Regions from separate parts of the Homo sapiens genome. Here region 1 is linked to region 2. A link is a loop called in an ENCODE intact Hi-C map of the cell type or tissue named here. Cell type or tissue: gastrocnemius medialis. All regions are shown on one strand.

Region 1 (8,000 bases), 460 kb after region 2:
AGTAGATACCATATAAGACAGAACACTACAAATCACTTTGTGTAAACTCACCAAAGAAAGGGTGGGGGGGGGGAGAAAAATCAGCACAGAGTCTGCTCTTAATTAAAACCAGCTGATGATGTACAGCGATTTGTCTGGAGCACCCTGGCTGCGCTGGTTCCCTGACAGCTGAACATTCTTTCCTGCCTGTACTGTTTGAACTATGTCCAATGGTGAAATCGTTAAACCTTTGATAACTGTAGTTTAAATGCGAGAAGGGAGCGGGGGAGCTTTCTGTTTTAAGCAAGAAAGAGAGATGAGTGTTGTATTACACAAATTAACAGTTAAAAAGTTAGTACTTATTAGATCATTTTCACTGGCTTTTGGTAGAATGCCTCTGGACATTTTCAGATTACCTATTGACACTTTTTCACGGCACAAATGTCAAAAATCTCACTTCCTCTCTTCTTCCCTAGGGGATTCTTGCTGTAGTTAGAAGGGAAATAGTATGAACCACCTGGTCTTACTCAAAGAAGCCTTGGGGATAGGTTAATTTCACAGTTGAAAGCTCCATGTGGGGGATACATTTACATATTTACTAATACAGAAAGGGCTACCAAAAGAAAAAAATCATGTGACTTCAGGAGAACTGCTCACAAACACACAAAACACTCTGTTTCATCCTTGAGTTTGACAGATGCTTGATAGGGAACAAAGAATAACCAAGCTGTTCATCTCCAAATACCAAAGTAACTTTAAAATGAATTGCTGTTCACAGTTTCTGGAAGACAAATCGGCATTACGAGGATGTAAATAATAACCTGTCTGTGTGTTCATACACACCCTAAACGTTTAAAAGATATTTTTAGGTATAAAATATTTCAAAAACACAATACCCTTTCTAAAACAGCCATCATGATATATCTGTATTATAGGAAAGTGCAGATATATACAGATAGTACGTAGTTATATTCATAGAAACATAGATGACAGATGGGTAGATAGGTAGATAGATTAATACTTAGTGTTTCAAATTATACTTGGAGCAATTTTTTTTTTTTTGAGACAGAGTCTCATTCCATCACCCAGGCTGAAGTGCAGTGGCACGATCTCAGCTCGTTGCAACTCGTGCCTCAGCCTCCCAAGTAGCTGTAATTATAGGTGCGAGTCACAGCACACTGCCCAAATTTCCTTTTTAAACTTTGGTTTCAGCATAGCCCTGTCTACTACTTGGAGGTGATTTTGGTGTTTGGATATGTTAATACATTTTTGCCAACCATGGTAGCCATGGGGTCTGGCACAATGCTGTAACCCCATTCTTTCAATAGAACGAATGCCCCTTAGGCTGTAAGTGTGGCCCCTGTTTCCTTTGAAGGGCTTTTAGAAATAGACAGAGTGTCTTTTCCCTGGGACTCTGGACTCCTGGGGCAAAGCTTTTTAAGACAGGTGTGAAAATTATCCTGGTTGATTCAGAAATGAGTCATTGTCTCCTGGCTGCTGCTACTGATCTCAAGCTAGCAAAGGTCAAATGAAGTTCTGGTTCACATAAAGACATTCTATGCTGAGTTTTAAGCATCACTGGGGAGTCTTCCAATTCATTTGATTTGGGAGAGCTCAACAACATTGCTGATGTAGTTATCTTTGTCCAGTTAAACTTTTGCCAGACAACCATGGGACTTCTGGCCCACAGGAAGGTAAGGGAAGATAGAAATTAGATTAAAAGACACCCAAGTCCAAACACAATTTCACCAGACAGGTAAATATCTTAATGCCAATTAGTTTTGACAAATATGAGACATATTTGGCTTTGTTCTATCTAGGGGTACTTTTTCATTTAATCAATCTCTCAATTAAAATTCTTTAGCATTGCTTATTTAGAGTCAAATAAATAAATATATCTGTCTGGGTATAATTCATTTAAATTAGAGCACAATGTTTGCTCTATTTGCCTTACATATTGTCATTCAGGAAACATAAGTACTCATGAAATTTTGATTTCTATTAGTTAAACTGTATAAGCATGAAGGAGTTAGTAGGGTGGTAAGCCATGTGGGTTGTCTACACTCAACGCTTTTCTACCTCCACACATCTCCTTGCTCAGAAAGCTCCCCTCCACCAGCGTCCCAAAATATCAGAGAGTAGATGTATCAGCCCCCATGCAGCTGGGCTATGAGTATTGGCTGTGGACTGGGACCTGAAGGCAGGCATCTCGAGCACTTTGGAAAAGGTTTTCTTCTCTAATTACAAAGCCCTGCCTGGAAGGACGTGTCTCCCTTCTCCGGCCAGCTGTTGCTGTGCCTACAAGTGACCTCCGTAACAATTAATTCTATCTTGTGACCTGAGGATTCTGTGCAGAACAAGAGACACAGCACAGATTTTTGATGACATCAACAAGCCATCAAATTGACCCTCTACTCACTTACCTCTGAGCTTCAATTTCTTCATCCTTAAAATGGAAAGAATAAAAGCATTTGCTTTAGGTTTTTTGATTTTTGGGGGATGTGAGAATTAAATAAAATAATGCAAATAAATCCACTTGATATTATGCCAAGGACATAAGACATGCTTGTTTTTAGCTTCTATCATTATTTTTATTACCACTTACAACTACATGATACTATGTTTTCAGAGAAATTGAAATAGTTCCTAAAAGCCTTCATATGTTCAACAAAGATCATAATGTAAGCAGGAGTAAAATATCTGTCAGTCAGTACATTTCTTACATAATCAATGCTTTTCCAGAATAATGTTTTTAAAAAACATTTTGAGGAGTAATTCTGAGAGAGACACCTGGATAGCTTATGAAACTGTTTAGTTCTCTCACATAGGATCTGCCAAATTGCTGACTTCTGCAAAAAACATTAAGAATTTAAAATTATGAATATGGAATAATAGTTTTTAAATGATAGACAAATATTTCCATATTTTATCAGCTCCTGGATTATACTGCAGTTTCACACCTGCACTATTTTAATAGGCTACCTTGTGGCCCAATGGTTTTAATATGTATTCAACCCTAAATAATCACTCATTAATCTTATATGACAACCAGATAGTAATATTTATTAATGTGCTATTGTCAATAGCAGACTTTATGCTACTTATAGTATCTGCATTTTTCCCCATAGTAAAGTTTCCTACACCCTAAACAGCTCATCTCAAAACAATGACAACCAGATATTCTTAACTTCATGAAAAATTTTATGAAATACATGTTTGTACCAAAAAGCAGTTTTAAATCCTCTCTTGAAAATAATTGGCAGAAAATTACTTAATGGAATATCATAATTTATTTTATAAATATAAATAAATGTGAGCTTGCCTAGATCACTTTGGCTTAAATACAAATATATCCATTGTTTTTAAAAAGTGTCTGTTGTAATTATTAAACCTGCTAAGGAGAGGGCAAGATACCTGTAGACTGTTAACACATCTGATGATGAAGCCAATGATAAGGATTTTAGGGGTAAAATACGACTTCAGTTTGGTTGAGTGGTTTGTTTTCTCTTTGAGCATTATACCTCCTCCCTGAAGCCCCTTCAGATCATTTTTCTAGGTCTTAGGCACCTGAGGTGGGATTAAGTACTCTCTTCACTTCCCATACAGGCTTCCAAATCATTATCCTCTATGCCCTCTAAATATCATTGCTCCACTGAGGTTAATTCTCTACATATCATCTTTTCCACTTGTTTCAATTGTCTGCTGTCTTCCAAGCCAATCCTATACATTTATCAAAAAATCTAGCCTCTGAGACAAAGTTTTCTCTCCACCCAAATTCCACTGATCCACCATAATCTCCAGTGACTTTGGAGTTCAGATGGATGACCCCTCTAATGTCTTCCTTTGTCCATCTTAACTTCCACATCTCCAGTGGCCTTCATCTCTGCTCCATTTCAGGTACTTCCTCTTAAGGTTAAATCCTGGAATTTTTCCATCCTTGAATTCTCAAATACAAATGTTCCACTTTCTGATAAAAAATTTTCATTCATTGGGTTTTACTGTTACTCCTAAAACTATGTGGTTTTTAGATTTACCAGGTCCCTTGGTACCTAATGTTCTTTCAGAATCAGCCTCTCCTGGCCTCTTTTCCTCCCCTGGATCCCATCATTAAAATAACGAGGACCCTCAATTTCCTTGCCCTCCATCATTCTGTAACACCCCCTCAACAAAACTACAAAATTGGATCAATGTTTCAAGCCACATTCTTAGTTCCTATAACAAAGTGGTTGGATACTGTTAGAAAAAATATATTATTTGATATATCAGATAGGTTCCCAATATCTCCCATAAATTTATTTACTTCCTATTCAGGGACTCATTTTCCAATACCCTTCAATGTCTATGAAAAAGCTCCATCAGTCTTCTCAAGAACTCTATCTCATACAAGCTCATTAATTTTGGCAGACAAACTTGCCACTTTAATAAAATATTAAAGTAAACAGACAGTGTCTTCCCCAACTTTGTTGCAAGTGTTATCTATTTTAATATATGTATAAATCCTGAACATCTGTAATTCCCATTTCAGTCCATAAGGCATCTCTTTTTTTTGTTGAAGTCTCCAAGTTATGCCTTTGCATCTCTTTCCTTCTCCTCAAGTCTTTTTCATTCATCATCCCTACTCTGTCCCATATCTTCAATCTCTCCAATATTCCAATCTCAGCTAGAACCTGCACTTCGGACTACTAATACATCCAGGTTTTCCCAATTTAAACATTCCTTCCTGCATTGAACTTTCCAGGTGGTTAGTTTTGGTGAACTAACCACCAACTTGTTCTACATATTCCCATCTGTATTAGTCCATTTTCACACTGCTATAAAGAAATACCTGAGATTGGGTAATTTCTAAAGGAAAGAGGTTTAATTGACTCACAGTTCCGCATGGCTGGGGAGGCCTCAGGAAACTTACAATCATAGCGGAAGGCAAAGAGGAAGGAAGGCACATCTTACATGGCAGCAGGAGAGAGAGAGAGACAGAGACAGAGAGAGAGAGAGTGTGTGTGCGAAAGGTGACATACCACTTTTCAACCATCAGACCTCATGAGAACTCACTGACTACCGTGAGAACAGCATGGGGAAAATTGCCCCCATGATCCAATCACCTCATGCTAGCTCCTTCAATTGATACCTGGGGATAAGAATTCAAGATAGGATTTGGGTGGGGATGCAGAGTCAAACCATATCACCATCTTACCTACAGGTCTTCAAAACAGCAATATATATTTCCTATATGCACTTTACTTTTTTCTCATTTCTTCCTTGGTCCTTTGCAATCTGACTTTCATCATAGTACCCAATTATAATAGTTTTCTCAGTAGGAAATCAATAATATTTTTACTGAAGATTCTAATAAAAAGTTCATTTTTTAATTTCCATGTCTCTTGGTGTCCTAGCCTCTTTTGAAAAGAGACTGGACAGACACGCCCCAAGCCAGATGGAAGTCCCGGTATGGCAAACTAAAGAGCTTGGACTTTTCCAGCCAAATTTTGAAGAGATCTTGAAAGTTTATTCTCATGAAGCTTTTTACCTTTTTTGCTTCTGTGATTTTGCGCTCTCATGGCTCTCCTTTCACCCTTCCTAGCTCTTTCTCAGACACATTTTCTCCTGCTCATCAGTGAAATGTTTTTGCTCAGAAGTCTATCCTCAGCTTGCTATCTTCTCACCCCACCTGGTTATTTCCTGGGTGATGCTGTCCACGCCCATGCTTTCCAATGCCTGGTATAGGGCATAGATTCCAATGTGGACAACTTTCATGCTGGCCTCCACCACAGCACGCTTCAGATGCACATATCCAGCTGTTTATTGCACACCATACAACCCACAGGTATTTCATACTTTCTCTGTACTACACAGAACTCAAAATCTTTCCTACAAATTTCTGTCTTCCTATCTGTTCCCTATCAATTCACTCATATAATTTAGAGAAATGGAACTTGCAGGCATCATTGTGCCTTTGCCCTTAACCAGTCACACTACAACTTCTTTTTACTTTATTCCAAGTTATTTCTTGATTTTTCCTATCTCCACCTCCTCTCCACCTCTCATGCATTTCTACTCTGGCTTCTGCAGGCCCCTAGTCATTTCTTGCCTTGATTAAGTGCAAGAGCCTCTAATCATTCTTTCCACCATCAACAGTGTTCTCCTGAAAGCCATTCCCTGGAGTCACCAGAATTATCTGGTACCAAATCAAACCAAAACATGGCACGTCCCTTGAATGAACCCTTCAGTGGCTGCTATCACCTCCAAAGCAAAGCCCAAGTGCCTTAGCAAGAACTTTGGTCACCTCCCCAGGAAATACTCTCACTCCTCCTGACTCATGCATGCTGTCAATATGGAACTCCTAAAGTTCTCAAGGATGCCCTGCCTGGAAGGCTTCCAAACCCACTTTGTCACAGTTCTCCTTGAAGGGTCTGTGATTCAGCTCAGGGACTATCTCTTTCTGATTCCTCTTATGACACCTTAGGCTAGCCTAAGCCCTCTCCCTTCTATATGAATAAAACCTTATACCTGCACCTATTATTTCATTTACTTTATAATGCATGCATTTTTGTGTAATATACATATATATATGTATATGCACATATATGTATTTATGTATATCTATATACCTCTATCTAATCTATCATCTATCTCTCTAGTCATTGCACTTGCTTTACAATGATTCACATGAGTTTGTCTAACCCTACTCATCTACGGACAACTTAAATCCAGTAATGAACTTGTTCAGTCACCTATGAATCTCCAGTGACTACTGTGGTACATGGACTAAACAAAGTCTGTATTCTATCAATACTTTTGGAAGGAAATTATGAAGAAATACAGTTCCATCTCTCCCACAAACAGATCAGAATGTACGGAATAATAACTGGCTTGCATAATTTGGATATCTGTCCCCTCTAAGCCTCATGTTGAAATTTGATCCCTGTTGTTAGATGTGGGGTCTAGTAGGAGGTGTTTGGGTTATGGAGGTGGGTCCCTCATGAATGGCTTGGTGCTGTCCTTGCAGTAGTGAGTGAGTGTTCACTCTATTTGTTCCCTCAAGAGTTCACCCCCTAGCCGGTTGTTAAAAGACCTTGGCACCTCCCTCCCCTCTCTCTTGCTTCTTCTCTCACCATGTGACTTGCACAAGCCTGCTCCTCTTCACCTTCCCCAGTGAGTGGAAGATTCCTGAAGCTCTTATCAGAAGTAGATGTTGGTGTCATGCTTCTTGTACAGCCTGCAGAACTGTAAAACAAATAAACCTCTTTTCCTTATAAATTATGCAGCCTCCGTAAGTATTCGAGGAGAGCTTTCTATGTGCTCAGCGCTCTTCCAGCTGCTAGAGATACAGCAGAAAACAAGATACGAGAAGTCCAACTTAGCAGAGATCACATTCCAGGGTGCCAAGTATCCTGACAACATAAAAGTCAGCACATAAATGAACAAAAGGACTTCTGACAGGGCTAAGTCATTCAATTAATTTTAGAAATATTTATTGAACTCCTGTGTAAGGGTCAGATACTCTTCTGGGTCCAGAGCGTAGAGAAAGTAACAAAACAAATATCCCTTCCAACATGGAACATACAGATGAAATTCAAAAGGGGCTGGACAATGGTAGAGAGTGACTTGGTATAGGAGCTACATTCAATAGTACGGCCAGCTAGGGCTTCTTTAGGAGACACTGTTTGTGTTCAAGTTTGAATGATAAAATCAGCAAAGCACAGAGCTGGGATTGAGAGGGTGGAATATTCCAAGATAGGGAAAGATGATGAGCTTGGTGTACACTGTACAGTAAATATAGCAGTCCTGAGACTGCTAGCCTGATGAACACCTACTTGCAAGGTTGGTCCCTGGTTCACATCTGAAAATTGGGATTTCAGTAATGTTTCCACCACTAGAGAGTGGCTTAATTAATTGATAAGCTTTAACTAATTGATAAAGTTGGTTTACCATACCTGAAGTGTTTATAAACACAATGGGACTTATGCTGAACACCTGCTTTTCTTGGAGAGTCTGGAATGTTGGTGTGTGTTAGGGGAAGAGTG
Region 2 (8,000 bases):
CTTTAACCTGGTAGAGATGAGCTTTGGTGCGATGGTGAATGTTGGTTTCCATTGACATTGACTTGAGTTGACTCAGGAGTCAATGAAGAACATTTTGGATCAATTTGGATGATTATCCACAAGCAGTAATCCTACAGTGTTCACTGTTTTCCAGAACTTTTAAAACAATAGAAAGGGTTATTCAGGGATAAAGCATTTTTCCTTTTTCAAATGCTTTCAGAGTTTGGCTCACCTTATTTGGGTGAGGCATATAAGTATGGTTAGTGTGGGTATTGAGGCTACCAAACAGTTGTAGATGTTTCTTTAAGACCAATCTTACCAGTCTTATTCCCCATCTTTCTTTCTCCTACCTCCTGAACTGGGACTCAAAATGACTGGGCAAAACATTGCGTGGCCTTGGGCAAATTGTTTGATTTTGCTGAATCTCAACTTACTCACCTGGAAAACACCTTTTCTACCCAGCTCTTGGAACTGTTATGAGAATGAATGGGAAAGTGCATAAAAATTGGAAATACTAGATACAAGCAAAGATTATGTTTTCTCCTGGTTTGGGGCTAGGTTTTTGTATACAATAAGTGTTTCCATCAGAAGCAATTGACACCAATGCAGAGCCATCAATAGGAGGAGAATTTGCATTTGGACAACTCCTTGAAGGATGAAGAAAGAGGCTTCAGGAGGCAGAGCAGCCTTATGGGCAGAGAGCTGAGTGGAAGAATCAAGTCAGTCTGTTGTGGAGGAGGCCTTGAATAGGCCACTTTTTCTCCTCAATGCCAACAAGAATCACACCTGTCTTTTTGAGATTGCAAGAGGAAATGGAAGAAAAATTATCTTGACCTTGTCTAAGCAACAGTGTCAAGGGGTGCTATCTCACTCCAAAATACTTTTAATGTTAACTGCCTAGCTCTGTCCCAGATACCGTTTGTCCCTGAAAAACCTCCTCAGGAAGAGCCCCTCGACCTGGGAGCCTGGAAGGAGGTTCTCTTTGAATCTAGGTTGCTTCTGAAGCCATAGCCAAGCACAAGCCAAGATGTGGATAAGGGGACCCTTATCAACATCTAGTCTGATTGACTTCCTCTAGTTGAAAACGCATGGGAAGGGCCTTGAAAGGCATAAGTCATATTTCTGCCTTCTGTGCTTTTAGCTGTTCCCCATTGTATCATCTAGATTGTGAGTCACTGTTAAAAATGACCATAAATCTTTAGAGAAAGCAAGTATTAGGTTGGTGCAAAAGGAATTTCAGTTTTCGCCATGAAAAGAGATGGCAAAACCAGCAATTCCTTTTGCGCCAACCTAATATTACAAAGCAGCTGGGATTACATGAGAGAACACATAGGAATGCAAGGTGTAACACACGTGTTCATTATGTTGATGGTTATCTGGTTAGTCACTAACTTTCTAAATTAATTGAGAAACTTTTTTAAGAACCAGAATAGAGATGGGCGTGACTAAGAGAAAATGTTTAAGACCAAAGAACATCAACCCTCCTTTTAACCCACTAGTTGAGAGCTACACTACTTACCTCCCAAAAATGGCTTTTGTGTCCAGGAGCTCCAGGCCCTGAAGGATGCTGCTTTGCTTAGGAAGAAAGAGTGGCAGACTTCTCATGGGCTGATGTGCCAAGAATGGCTGAGGTTGGGTCTCAGTGGATGGCAGGGCTTGCAGGGAAGGCAGCAGACAAAACCCTGGAAATCTGGCTCAACACAAAAGTTAAGAATGGGTCTTACATGAAATACATTGGGTGTCAGTGTCAAGAATGCCAAGGCCCTAATTTTTACATTATCGTCTCCTAAAGACAACCATGGGGGCTGGCTTGTCATCTCTGTATGTCAATATTCCATATTTGCCCTTTCCTTTTGAGGATATGGAACCAGTCCTGGTAATTCTCCCCACTTGAGTATGTCCGAGGACGGATACCTCTTCATATACTCAGTCATGGGTGAAGATTACATTCTTGAGTGAAACGCATCCTTGGAGATGCCAAAGAGAAAAACAAAGGTACAATTTTTTGATCTATTCTAGAGACAGGAGAAGGACCCGTTTTCTATATCTGGTCCCAGGATCATCTCTCTTGGGGCATTGGCCATGGAGCCAACACTGGGTTCTGTGGAGCCCGCAACTTTAGCTTCCTAAAAAACTCCTTCAGGACTTGCTGCACAGGGACAGCATCTCAACTTAGATCAGGCTCTGAGTCCATACTAGAATCTGGTCTGGCCTCCTTCAAGGGGATCTCCTGCCCCTGTGAGTTTCCTGAGTCCTGGCCTCAGTTTTCTCCTCTTTTACTGAGCTCTTTCCTGGCCCATCACTTGGGGCTGATCTCTGTGAGTTCAAGATTTGAAAAGTGGTTGCTGTTCTGACTGGTGCCTTTGCTGCCTAAGATTTCATGAAGATGATAGCACTGCAGATGACACAAGGAAGGGTACTTTAGACCTTTTCTGCTCAGATAACTTTGGAGATAAAGGCAACATTAGCAATTATACAAGACAAATTTCAGCTGAAGAAGCCCAGAGAGCTTAAATTACTTGCCCTAGGTCCCTTGGCCACATACAGCAATGCTGGAACTAGTATTCAAACCTTGTGATTCATAGTTGACAACAATCCATGCGTGGTTGGGGTTCTCGAAATGTAGTCCTTGGACCAGCAGCATCATATCATCTGGGAAAGCATTAGAAATGCAAATTATCAAGCCCCATCCAGACCTACTGAGTCAGAAGCTCTGCAATCTCTGCTTTAACCAGCCCTCTAGGGAATTCAAATACTTGCTACGGTTTGAGAAACAGTGTTCTGTGCCGTGCTAAATTAAACCTTTTGTGGGACAGTTCAGTATTTTTCATCATTTGTAGAAGAGTTGAGTGCTTACCAATGATCTCTATCACACTTGATTCTTTTATTCATTTCTACACTTAATCTTGAATGCCCATTCCCATATTAGGCACCATATGGATCAGAAGGACATATTGAACAAAGATCCTTCCTTCAAGGAGCTCATAGGAGTCACAACATAGACCAAGGAGGCTTTGATACTGAGAAGTAAGGCAAAATATGACGGAATTTTGGAATGATGCAGACACCACGGGCGATATGAGTTTGCTAATGCTTTGGCCTATAGAGATGAGGTTGGGAATATCAATAGGAGAAGAGAATTAGCAACCAGGTGGTAGAAATGGGCCTAGTGAGTTGTAGAAAGAATAAGGAGATTGACCAGGTTGGAGGAGAGGCCTTGTGCTCTCTTAGGAGATTTATGAGAAGTTATGAGACTGAATTTCTCCCTAAATTATGAGGACCCCTAAGGTACTTGCCTCAGTGACTGAAGAGAATGGGTGGTTGGCTGTAGATCCACCATTCGGTGATTGATTCTGGAAGCATCTGTCTGGTAGGGAGGGCGAGAAGAACTATTTTCAGACTTTACTCTGGTACAAGCCTCAAGCAATTTGTCATGACTCAGGTGGTTGGGAAACAAGTGTGCTCTCAGGACAGCTTGACATGTCACTCAGCAGCCTCCTGGGGCCAAGCTGTTCTTTTAAAGGAAGAGTTTTGTGTTGACTCTGAACTTGGAAGAATCCAAAAACAGCAAGTGACAACAGAAGGTTGAGTCATGAGTGCATACCGCATCCAGGCCAGGCTTTGCTTCCAAGCACGAAGTAGACCATGGCGTTGGGTTGACGTTTTCACATTGTAACCGTAAATTCTCTGTGACCCATTTCCACTGCCTGTATCATTTTATAGACCTGTATAGTTGCATGGAAATTAAATTGGTATTCATTATAAGGTGCCACCAGATGCCCAAAGGCCTTCTAGATTGTCCAAGAAAAGCATCTATCGAGCATCCAACTCCAGCATATTTTATTATGTTTAAATTTCTGAAACATAAGCACTTGTGATATATGTGACAAATATAGTTATCAGCATTTTTTCTTAATCAGGAAACTTTGTTTTCAACCATGCTGGATAAGAGAGAACTTACTGCAGTTACAACTATGCATTATTTTTGAAATAATCCCAGCTAGCATTGATTTACTGTGGTCACAGGCCCTCTATGTCTGCTTCAAATTCATTCTCTGTGTCATGCCCACAATTATCCTCCTACGAAGGAGGCATTATTGTTGTCTCCACTTACAGGTGAGTAAACTGAATCACAGAGAGGACAAATAATATCTTCGAAGCCATGCAGCAAATAAGCGATGAAGACTGGATCATACATACACATGTGCACACACACACACCATTCAGAATCATGGTGGAAGATGGAATAGTATGTTGGAGAAAGATAAGGATTTCAAGCTAACGTCTGGTAATTGACAGGCTGAGCAAGTTGGGGAAGCCACTTTTAAATCCTAGAATATTGGTTGCCTAATCAATAACACAGAAGCCTTTACTCATAGGTTAATTTTGAGGAATGAATGAGATAATATGTTGAAAAGTTTTGTTCTATAAACTAACCTCCCCAACAGCCATATCCAGAAATCGAATTTTTACTGGGAGGTCATGAACATAGGCTCAACCTCGGAATTTTCTGCTCTGACTTCCTTTTCCCAACTCGAATGGGTTGATTATGTTCCTAACCCATTAGTGCTTAGTTGATGATACGTAATCATCTGTCTGCCCAGGTAACCTGGTAACTCAATTAACCAGCAGTTTGACATGGAACTTTGTGGAGTGCCAGGCATGGTGATGCAGACTTGGACCTGCTCAGGGCTCTGACAGATGGACACCAGCATCCCTGAAAATAAAGATGTCTTGTCTTTGGGTCTGTGTGTTTGGTTACCTAGTTGCTTCTCTGCTCTGTGGAAGTCACATTTTCCTCTGTCTCTTCAACAGTCCCTGCACCCGGTGGGTCAGTGCCCCGGGGACATACCATGGCTTCACATCCTTGTTTTTTCCAGCATCTGGCATCTCAGGAAGCCACTGACTAATTCCCTTGGCCCCATCCCACCCCTACTGCCGTGCACTCATTGGCTTCTAGCTTTTGATGAATTCAGGGAAATAGGGGTTCCCGTGAGCCCATGTTTTTCAAGAGCTCATAGTTTATGCCTGGAATGCAGATTTGCACTCCAGCTTTCTGAAATGAGCAGAACTTCGGAAATACCCTTTAGTGGATCCTGTCTGAACTCTAAATGTCTCCGAGTTTGCTTTAGAGACAGAAGGGAGAATTCTTGAATTAACAATGAAGCTCCAGTGAAATCCTCCTATGGAATTTGAAATGTAGCCATTATGACAAATAGGCTTTTACCTTTTATTGTGGTAAAATATACATGCATAAAATTTACCATTATTGACATTTAGTCCATGCACAATGTTGTGCAACCTTCACCACTGCCTACTTCCACAACATTTTCATCACCCCTAAAGGAAACTCTGTACCCAATAAACAGTCCCTCTCCATTCCTCCCTCCTCCTGGACTCTGGCAACCACTCATCTGCATTTTGTCTTTAGAGATTTGCCTATTCTGGATATTTTCATCTAAGGCAGATCAGTTTGTTCATTGAAAATTTTCAACATGCTAGACATTCACATTGCTTCAAAATCTAAAAGTCTAAAAGGGTTTCCTTTCTTTTACTTCTCCCCCATCGGCCTGGGCTCCCTTCCCACAGATGACTTCTTTGTTTGTGGAGGCATATGTATTCTAGAATATGTGTATCCCAATACAAACAAATATGACACACACTCTTATCTCCCCCTTTTATTACATGAAAGGTAACATCCTATACACAATATTCTGTACCTTGTTTTTCAGCCACCTTACAAAATGTCCTGGAACTTCTGTCCCCATCAGTACACAGAGAGCTTCCTCATTCCTTTTTAAAGCCGCATAGTAGTTGTTTGAATCTAGCATGCTTTATTTAACTAATCCTTTCTTGATGGACATCTAGGTTTGTTTCCAAGTATTTGCCATCACCAGCAAAGCTGCCATGAATTATCTCACACACATGTCATCTTAAAAGTGTCTCGGCAGCACAAATTCCCAGAAGATGAATGACTGGGTCAGAGGGCATGTGGATTTGTAGTTTTGTTAATGATCACTCTGTTTCTTTCTGCAGGGGTTGTGCCAATTCACATGCTCACTGGCGGTACACAAGAGTCCCACAGCCTCCACCAAAGAGTGAGTTACCCAACTCTGCATTTTTCTCCCAATCTCAGTGTAATCGAATTTGAATATCTATTCCTATGTTTAAGAAAGAGGATTTAAAGAGTTCTGGTTTTGTCTCCTAAAAGGAAAAAAAAAATGCATCTGGAACCTCCATGTTACTTGTTTACATTTAAGGATAAATGAAAAATGCAGTAATTTCCCGTAATGTCCACAAAATCAGTGACTTGCCGAAGTCCACACACCTTTCCCTATCTGGAAAGAAGCTTCTGTGGAAGGCCTCTGTTTCCCAGGATACCTCACTTCCCACCGTCCCAGGGACAGGCTGTGAGATCCCACTCCTCCACACTCCCCACTGTTGACTCCCCACAGTCAGCTCCCCTCTGAGTGCCCAGCCTGGGCTCCAGTAGTTTATTTAAAAGCATGACGAGCCCTCTAATTATGGAGATAAAAGCTGCCTGTGATGCAGAGCAGGGCTTGGGTTGAAAGGTCTCTTTTTTGGCTCTTTCCCATCTCATTAGAGTTGCGGGGGTGGCTGGTCACCCCAAGGTTTAATCCTTGGAGGCAGTGTGACAGCAAATGTGGCAAGAATCACAGCTCATTGATTGTTCCATTAAAAATTTCTACAGGTACCTGTAAAAGTGCCTTTCAAGTTGCTTCAGTCTGAAGAATCTTATTGCTCCTAAATTGAGGTCAATTAATCCCCTGAAAATGTGTGGCATTCACAATTTGATGTCATGGCCTCCATGTGAACATCTCTCTCTGCATGGATGGAGGAAGCGAACAGCTCTTCCTTCTTCCTGCCTTTCCCACTTCCCCTAAATCTAAAGAGCAATTCTCTGCCTTTGCGAGCATAGGCTGGTGAGAGCAGGGAGAGCAAGACCACACTGCTCAGCAGCCGTGTTTACCATCTGATCATCATGGAGGGACAACTGAGTGCACAGTGTCCTTCCATCCATCATTGCAAGACCAGGGAAGGAAATTTGGCCCTCGGGCAGGCTGTAGCCCAGGAAAAAGGCTATCCTCAGAAGGCCAGCCGCCTTCTCTAGTTTGCAAACAGCACAGATTTAGAGCTTGCGTTCCTTCTCATCCCAGGAACCACATATGAGCACCTCTCCCTGCCATGGTTCTCACGATGCCTGGATGGTCCTTATTTAAGTATTGAATCAGGAGAGGGCAAGAGGCTTCACCCAAGACGGCTGTGAGGTGGGGATGCTTGAGCTGCCCGCATCTGCTGGTCAATGTGTCACCTCCATCCTCTAACCCAGAGAGCATTTCTCTTCATTTCCTCTGCTTCTTGCTCCCTACATTCAACACTCTGACCTCACTCTGCCATCTCTCAAAAGCTAACCCCAGACTCCTCTTCTCAGTACAGGGCTCTGGTGACCAGGGAGACTGGGATGTGATGAGCAGGGCCTTGGGAGCCAGTTATAGAGAGTTAAGTCCTGGCTTGGTCATTTACAATCCCTGAGTACTTTAACTTTTCTGAAATGTAGTTTCTTCATCTGCAAAATGGGCTAGTAATACCAATGTGCAACAGCAATAGGTGAGGATTGAAGGAGACATTTAGGAAGTCTCTGGCCCCATACAGAGTACTCATGGCAGCTGTGAAAGTGTGCTTCCCGGGTGGAGGATGAGCCCATCTACTGGTCCTTTGGATCCACTAGTGGGTTTGCTTGGAGGTCACACTTACCACAGCTGCTCCCAGGTGGTGACTGGGCCCTACAGGGATGCGAAGACAGGCCCATTCCAGAGAGATGTGGGATTTCTCTGACAGACAGTTGTGGCTCAAGGACTCTCCCTGAGCCTTGCTAGAACTTTCTTGGAGCTGTGCTGCAGTGTCTAGACAAGCTTCCTTCCTTTCCTCCTCCTCCTTCCCTCTGACCTTCACAGGGCCAGACCTGCACCATAGCTTGA

Evidence for each region. Peaks named below come from ENCODE experiments on the same cell type or tissue, not always from the same donor. Only the 100,000 strongest peaks of a DNase experiment are listed, where the experiment ranks them.
Region 1: it touches region 2 in a loop (4-fold over the local background); 4 of 110 quality-filtered maps call a loop at or near these places.

What each region holds. Positions count from the first base shown.
Region 1 is chr21:35,189,132-35,197,131 of GRCh38, forward strand. No RefSeq gene overlaps it. Among named protein-coding and RNA genes, the nearest start is that of RUNX1, 140 kb to the left of the region's middle. In gastrocnemius medialis, no CTCF peak of the experiment used is centred here; no DNase peak of the experiment used is centred here; H3K4me3 peaks cover 387 bases; H3K27ac peaks cover 2,528 bases.
Region 2 is chr21:34,731,390-34,739,389 of GRCh38, forward strand. It overlaps LINC00160 (long intergenic non-protein coding RNA 160), which reads right to left and starts at 5,793. Exons shown (of 6, transcript NR_024351.2): 1 at 5,721-5,793; 2 at 3,297-3,367; 3 at 2,572-2,652; 4 at 1,520-1,690. LOC107985515 (a long non-coding RNA gene) reads left to right here. Exons shown (of 3, transcript XR_001755016.1): 2 at 6,037-6,098. In gastrocnemius medialis, no CTCF peak of the experiment used is centred here; a DNase peak (open chromatin) is centred at 3,502; H3K27ac peaks cover 3,933 bases.